Linked DNA regions of Homo sapiens: region 1 is linked to region 2. A link is a contact called in ENCODE Hi-C or POLR2A ChIA-PET data. All regions are on one chromosome and are shown on one strand. The core of a region is the stretch at or near the end of the contact, and the rest is flanking DNA. Distances in the headings are between cores, read along the strand shown.

The links. A loop is a pair of places that touch in the nucleus more often than their neighbours do. ChIA-PET counts read pairs that join two places held with the same protein, here RNA polymerase II (POLR2A).
Region 1: a loop to region 2 is called in a map of CD4-positive, alpha-beta T cell, with 2.1 times the contacts of the local background. The contact joins two enhancer-like sites. A Hi-C loop is called at or near these places in 2 of 168 maps with a recorded cell type or tissue (CD4-positive, alpha-beta T cell and Right ventricle myocardium inferior). POLR2A ChIA-PET finds 5 or more read pairs at or near these places in 1 of 52 experiments (OCI-LY7).

What each region holds. Positions count from the first base shown.
Region 1 is chr1:185,487,282-185,490,867 of GRCh38, reverse strand. The region is part of intron 1 of LOC107985239 (a long non-coding RNA gene); the gene reads right to left. Among named protein-coding and RNA genes, the nearest start is that of LINC01350, 140 kb to the left of the region's middle. Within about 2 kb of position 1,772, at least 5 of the 41 ENCODE cell types and tissues checked have a DNase peak (open chromatin) inside an H3K27ac peak, as active enhancers do.
Region 2 is chr1:185,671,906-185,675,549 of GRCh38, reverse strand. The region is part of intron 1 of LOC107985239 (a long non-coding RNA gene); the gene reads right to left. Among named protein-coding and RNA genes, the nearest start is that of GS1-204I12.4, 27 kb to the right of the region's middle. Within about 2 kb of position 1,294, at least 3 of the 41 ENCODE cell types and tissues checked have a DNase peak (open chromatin) inside an H3K27ac peak, as active enhancers do.

The DNA.
Region 1 (3,586 bases), core at 523-3,022, 190 kb after region 2:
TGAACATGGAGTACTTGTACAAATTTGTTTAAGTTCTCTGATGGGAACAGTGACAAGTAGGAGGAATATAAATAGAAAAAAGAGAAAAAAAGATTTTATCTTTAAACTATATTCCCTTTGTTGTTTTTTTAAAGGAAAGAAACAATTCCCATAATAGGCTCCATTGATGCATAAACTGTTACAAGCCATAGATCAAGGTGACGCAAAAAGTGCGGAAGTGGAGTTCCACAAAGACTTTGGGTTGTATTACTGTAAAGGCACCTGCTTTTCTCAGGCAAGAGTAGGGAAGAGAAGGAGAAGACATATCTCTAATAAACCACTTCAAAGCCAATGAATATTGGATTTTACGCAAACATTTTTCTATTTCTGTCCTGAAAGGCTTGAACACCAGGTTCATTGTCTATTACCAGGAAATATTCACATGTACTGGGACAAAAAGCAGGCGGAGAACCATGAGCAATTTGACCTCATTGTAGGCCACTTAATAATCTTTCTCTATTTACATGTTCATATATAATTAAGCTTCAAGGAAAGCTATAACTGGAAAAAAAAAATCCAAAAATGGTCAGTGGGTTATCCTCCCTAAGTTTTGACAAGGCATTATAGCTCCCAAAGCCCCAGCAAGATCCAAGGAATATGTGTGCTTCCCCTTGTGAAACACACAAGGTACAGACCCTTCCTCACTTCCTTAATCCTTCCTCATGTACTTGCAACCAAGCCAGAATGCTGGGTGAGGGGGCAATTCCAATGAACTTTTGTTCTATAATAGCAGAAATATCATTTTTTTACTAATGCACACAAGGGCATAATTATTAGGGTGTACCTCTTTTAAAAAATAGAGCTAAAATTACTTTTAACTGTAATTGCTTCAGTAAAAAATCTGACACCTCAATTCAAAGTTCAAAATGTACATTTAAAAATATTCACAGTGCTTTTTATAAAGCCATTTAACCTTAAATGTAGCACAAAATACTCTTTAAGGAAAACAGTAGATATTGGAAACATAGACTAATGAAATCAGGGGGTTTCAGGTACCACTTAGAAAATTATACACAGAGGGAGAAAATTTGAAAACAAAAATACCTTTTAGAAAAACTTTAAAAGAAACCTAATTAATAAAATTCCACAAAGATGACCTTCAATTGAGATGCATTTTCAAAATCTATTCAAGTTGTAAAGCTTATCATATAGACGCTTTGGGACATCATGTGAGACATTCATCAGATCCCAAGGCTCAAGATGTAAAAAATAAAAAAAGGGAAGTGTGCCAACCTGTGTCTGGAAGGTTAGGTGGTGAAGTCTTATAAAGAGAGATGAGGTTCAGGCCGGGTGCTGTGGCTCACACCCATAATCCCAGCACTTTGGGAGGTGGAGGCGAGTGGATCACCTAAAGTCAGGAGTTCAAGGAGTTCAAGACCAGCCTGGCCAGTGTGGGGAAACTCCATCTCTACTAAAAATACAAAAATTAGCTGGGCGTGGTGGTGCATACCTATAATGCCAGCTACTCAGGAGGCTGAGGTGGGAGAATCACTTGAACCCAGGAGGCGGAGGCTGCAGTGAGCCAAGATCATGCCACTACACTCCAGCCTGAGTGTCAGAGTGAGACTCTGTCTCAGAAACAATAAAAACAAAGAGACAAGGTTCAACAGAGAGCCAGCAGACTAGAATAGACTAGAAATTCAGAGCTTTGATAGAGGAGAGAAATGTGAAGGCAGAGCCAAGGTCTCTGCTGAGCACAGCAGGGCAGGGCGCCTGTGCCTGCGGCAAAGACAAAGTGAGCCAGCAAAGTCCAAGGGCAAAAGCTGGAGATTGCTAACTGGCTGGTTTTAGGGCAGCTTCAAGGAAAACCACCCCAGCTGCTAAAAGGACACGTCTGGGCCCACACCTCAATAGACTTTGCTTCTCCAGAAATCTCTAGAGCAGAAGGAAAGAAACAGGTTAGCAGAACCAGTGCAGTCCAGCTCTGGAGAGTGGGAGTCAGGAGGAAACAGAGAGGAAGAGCTGGGGTATGCAGAGGCTTGGGGTTACCAGAGTACATCCTGGCTTCCCTCAGCGAGGCAGAGGGGAAAAAGCAGGGGCTTCTTAATCATTAACTGACTCCAAACTAAGGAAGATAAGAAGGAGTGCATGTAATCTGTTCCCTGAAATTTCCTTTCAGTAATAAAGGAATTTTTGCACTAAAAATTCCTTTATTAGGAAGACTATTTGTCTGTTTCTCCTCTGCAGGGTAAACTGCATGAGGGCACAGTGCACCCATGCCTCACAGAGCCCCTGGCCAACAGGAGAGTAGATGCTGATCCACTGAATGAAGGGAGAGGGACCCAGGGGTGGAGTAAGTCAGTCTCAGTAGGGAGTGAAAGGGTAGACTTCAAATCCCAGGTAGTTTTTCTGGAGGCAAATCCCCTTCAATGCCTGTTAAGGGTAAGCGTTACCCTAAAGAAGCAGTATTGGGAAACCTGCAAGACAGCCTTCTGTTTCCATGAATCTTCTGCTTTGGTGAGTCTATTCAGCCCACAGCTGACATGCACTAGTCCCCTAAACATGTCAGACTTGACATTTATCATCACATTTTCAAGTTTTGCAAACCTGCTCCTAAACATGGGTTCCCTTTAAACAAAACTACAAAGAACCCTTTATATTACATATTTTCTTTGATTCTGCCTGCATTAGCAAGCCAGCAAGAAACGTGGGCAGTGAAAACTCCTGACTATAGTGCTATCTGGCTCCTTTCATGTCTCTGTGAGTTGTTTCTGTGCACTGTCACTTGGGAATCAAGCCTTGCACCAGCTACGTGGCCAGAATTAGAATGGGAAGTTCACTCTCTCTGTAGACCTGCTATTGCTATACCCCACAACAGCAAAAGGAAGATTACAAAAACACAAATCAGATCTTGTAAACACTTCACTGTATAAAACATTTCCCCAGGTTCTTATCACGCTTAGAATAAAATTCAAATTCCTTGTCATGACCTCCAAAGCCTTAAACGATCTAGTCCCATCCACCTTTCCAACCTCTGTTTCCACCTCTCTTTTCTCTCTCCCTCCCCATCCAAACAAGCCTAAATATGCTGTCATCCAGGAGAATGGCCTACAACAAAAGACCTTATCATATTTTCTCTTATTTTAGTAATTTTTTAAAAAGTTTTCATTGTTTCAAAAACTTTTAACACAGCTCTCAATCACTGTGTAATGAACATAACAAAATGTAGACATGCAGTTATTTTGACAAGCCTGGATGAAAAGTTATGCTTCCAGTCTTGGTTTATGATTAGTCTGTCACTTACATCACTCCCCCTTATTATCCATGCACCTATCATTCTCAGTTCCTAATGATCACAGGGGCGGAGATGGTCAGAGCTAAGACTTACAGAGTAGACATCAACAATTCCACAAATACCACTGAGCAAATGTCTGCCCTTAAAAACCAGGATCACCCCACAACAGAACATCATCTCATTATTTTAACACAGCACAGCTTTTCCTTGCTAAAATGCGTTTGGTCTGTAGGATGGATTGGTTTGGTTTGGTTTTGAATTGCAATATTTGCAGTTGGTGCCCAGCTCACAACTGGGTCTTCAAGCAGGCTC
Region 2 (3,644 bases), core at 45-2,544:
TAAGCCAGAATTCTGCCCATATTTCAGAACCATTTCCCTCTCCTTCAAGCTGCCTGCTTGTCATTTTGTGTAAGTTTTATGATTTCATTTTAGAACAGCACTTCCCATATATTCTCAGGGTTTATTACTATCATTCCTTACCAAGGTGTGCTTAGGCAGAAGAACGGATACACTCACCAGCACATTGTTCATTTTTAGGTACTTAGTTTTAAATAAAATGTGCAGTTTAAATAAGAATGAAGCAGAAAGTTAAGTAGAGAATAAGAATTTTTATCATTTCGCTCAATGAATGCCTACCATTTAAAAATTTTTAATGCAATCTAATTCTAAATGCATCTACTCAGCACAATGAGAAGAGACAGAGAGAAATAAGTGGACCCTTCTTAAAGTGTTTACCATCTTTCTACAAATCCTACCTGACATGCCTCTAGGAATATTTTCTCAGACAACAGAAACTGAGATGCAATGAATTCAGTTACTTTACATAGAAAAATTGTTGCCTAACATCCTATATAGTTTGAGTGAGTTAACTTTCATAGCCCATTATTTTCACTTATTAAAAGAGAGATAAAAGAAACTTCTTTCATGTTCTGTTCATTCCTCTGTTTTTCAATTTCTCTACAGGAATTTTTGTCCACATCATGCATGAAAGACACAGTAGAGAACAGAGCTATCGTCCAACTGCATCAGATCTTACTGACTGTTGCTTCAATTAACTAAAACTTTCAGAAAAACAATATCTGTCCTCAGGAACCTAAGCAGTTGCCTCCACTTCTCCCATTTATTTTGTAGGAGTCTATACATAATTCCATAATCTTTAAAACTGAGACCCCTTGAGATTGCGTTTTTAAAGTAATGTTGAAAAAGATTCTACTGCTGAACATTTATTTTCGGTCTCTAATGAAGGGAGAGAGTAACCTTCATTCCTGAAGAGTTGTGACAATGTAAACATAAAACATTTATCTAGAATTTGGTCAGAGGAGCATATATGAAAGTCACCAGAATGTGCTAAATCATGACCATGACCATAACAATAGAAACGGGAGAAAAAAAGTTGTCAGAAGCTTAGAGCCATGTTTTCATAGGGGTGGAGGGGCACAGAGAGGATGTATTGCTCTTCGTCTATCTTGAGCAAATGTTTGCTTTGGTCTATTTTTACTTCCTCTCCCACTTCCTACTAAACATGTCGCACTAGAGTCAGTCATGTCAATATTTAAAGGGACTCATTTAGCAGCTGCATTGTCTCCACTTCCCGTCATCACGGAACACTAATGTTAGCTGTTGTCTACTTTCAAAATAAGTTTTAAACATAGTTATCTCCATCCTTATGCCCTCTTCCCACAATTGACTTCCACATTTTCAAATCAAACCACTTCTAATAATAGTTCATCAGTTCTGAAGTTCTACTTTGTGTTTCATATTCAGTGTTCCAAAGAAGCTGAAGGAAAGATACAAAATTAATGTATTAATTCAATTTACTGACCTTCTGAATCAGATCTCTCCAGTAGCAAACCCTGGGCATCTGCATTTTCTTATTTTTTAAATAATTGCCTTTCCTTATTTAAAACTTTTATAATCAGGGGCCGTGCGCAATGGCTCATGCCTGTAATCCCAGCACTTTGGGAGGTGGAGGGAGGTGGATCACCTGATGTCAGGAGTTTGCGACCAGACTGGCCAACATGGTGAAACGTGAAACTCTGTCTCTACTAAAAAATACAGAAATTAGCCAGGTGTAATGACAGGTGCCTGTAATCTCAGCTACTTGGGAGGCTGAAGCAGGAGAATCGCTTGAACCCAGGAAGCAGAGGTTGCGGTGAGCTGAGATTGCGCTATTGCACTCCAGCCTGGGTGACAGGAGCAAAACTGTATCAAAAAAATTAAAATTGAAATTAAAACATTTATTAATCAGATTTAAATATTTTGAACTGACTGTTTTTATTTCTTAGTGTTCTTTGTGTTTTTTTTTTTTTTTTTTGGCCTTTTGTTCTGCTTTCCAGGAAATGCCTCAATTTTGTCTTCCAAACTTTTCACTGAATTTCTTATTTTGCCATCATATTTTTAATTCCCAATGTCTCTTTTCTATTCTCCTAATGTTTATTTCCTCATAGTACCCTGTACTTATTTTCCTCCATAGATACATTATTTTCTCTACAAGGGTGTTGAAATTATAGTTCCTTTGACGTTTTCTCCTTTTCCTTGCATTATCCGTAATGAAATTTGAAAATTTCAGTGGAGAGTTTCTTTGTTCCTTGTTTGTCCTGAGGAAGGAAGAAAGTGGAAGCTTTCTTGAAATATATGATGGACAGTGCAATAAAAACTCTAATTCTCCCCCACTTCCTGTAGTCAACCCATTGTCATGTGACTTTGCAGTTCCCCTAATTGGAGGCAGAATCTGTCTCCCGAACCCTTGAATCTGAGCCAGTCTTAGGACTTCCTTTGGCTAATACAACTTAGCAAACATGACGATGTGCCAATTCTGAACCTAGGCCTCAAGAAACTTTGTATATTTCTGCTTATGCTCTCTCTTGCATCTCTGTCATCCCCATTAACCATGCCCAGGCTAGTCAGCCAGAGGACAAGGAACACATAGAGCAGAGCCAAGTTGCCCCAGTTATTCCAGCTAAGTCTACTCTAGACCAGCCAAGGCCAGCCAACCTCCAGACATAAGAGCAACTCCAGCCAAGATCAAGCAAAGTCCACAGCAGACCAGCCTAGACAAGGGAATAATAAATGTTTCTTAAGTATGTCCTTGAGATTTTGTGGTTGTTGGTTACACAGTGTTATCAGGGCAATAGACAACTGATATAGAGAAGTGGTCAGTAGCCAGATGTAGAGGATCATGTATGATGCATCAAGAAATTTAAATTTATGCTTACAAAAAAAAAAAACACACAACAACAACCCTGAAGTGTCTTAAAAGGGGAAGAACATAGGCTGGGCATGGTGGCTCACACCTCTAATACCAACACATTGGGAGGCCGAGGCGGGCAGATCACCTGAGGTCGGGAGTTTAAGACCAGCCTGGCCAACATGGTGAAACTCCGTCTCTACTAAAAATACAAAAATTAGCCAGGCATGGTGGTGTGTGCCTGTAATCCCAGCTACTTGGGAGGCTAAGGCAGGAGAATCACTTGACAGAATGAGACTCTGTCTCAAAAAAAAAAGAGGGATATGGGGAAGAACGTGATTTGATTTGCATTTAGGAAAAGCAATTCTGGCTACAATGTGTTTGTTCAGTTGAAAGTAGAATCTCTTATAATAGTCCAGGTAAGAGATGAGTGCCTCAATGAGGGCAACAGCAGTGAAGATGGTAACGAGAAGACGAATACCAGAAATGCCAAAAAGGTAAATATTATAGCATATAGTAACCGGTTGGTTGTGGAAGAAGGTAAGGAAAGATTCTGGTATGTTTCCCAGATACGGGGTTTTGAGGCCATGAAATGAACTGGAACTAAATTCAGGGAGAAGATATATTAAGCTCAGTTTTGCTATACTGAATTTGAATCCTTATGGGACATTCAAGTAGATGTTGGGCAGCCCATTTTATGTATAGCTCTGAAGGTCAGGGTACAGCTCAATTTTAAATAGCAATATTAATTTAGGAAACTACAGTGATGGATAGTAAATACAGCCATGAGTTTGGA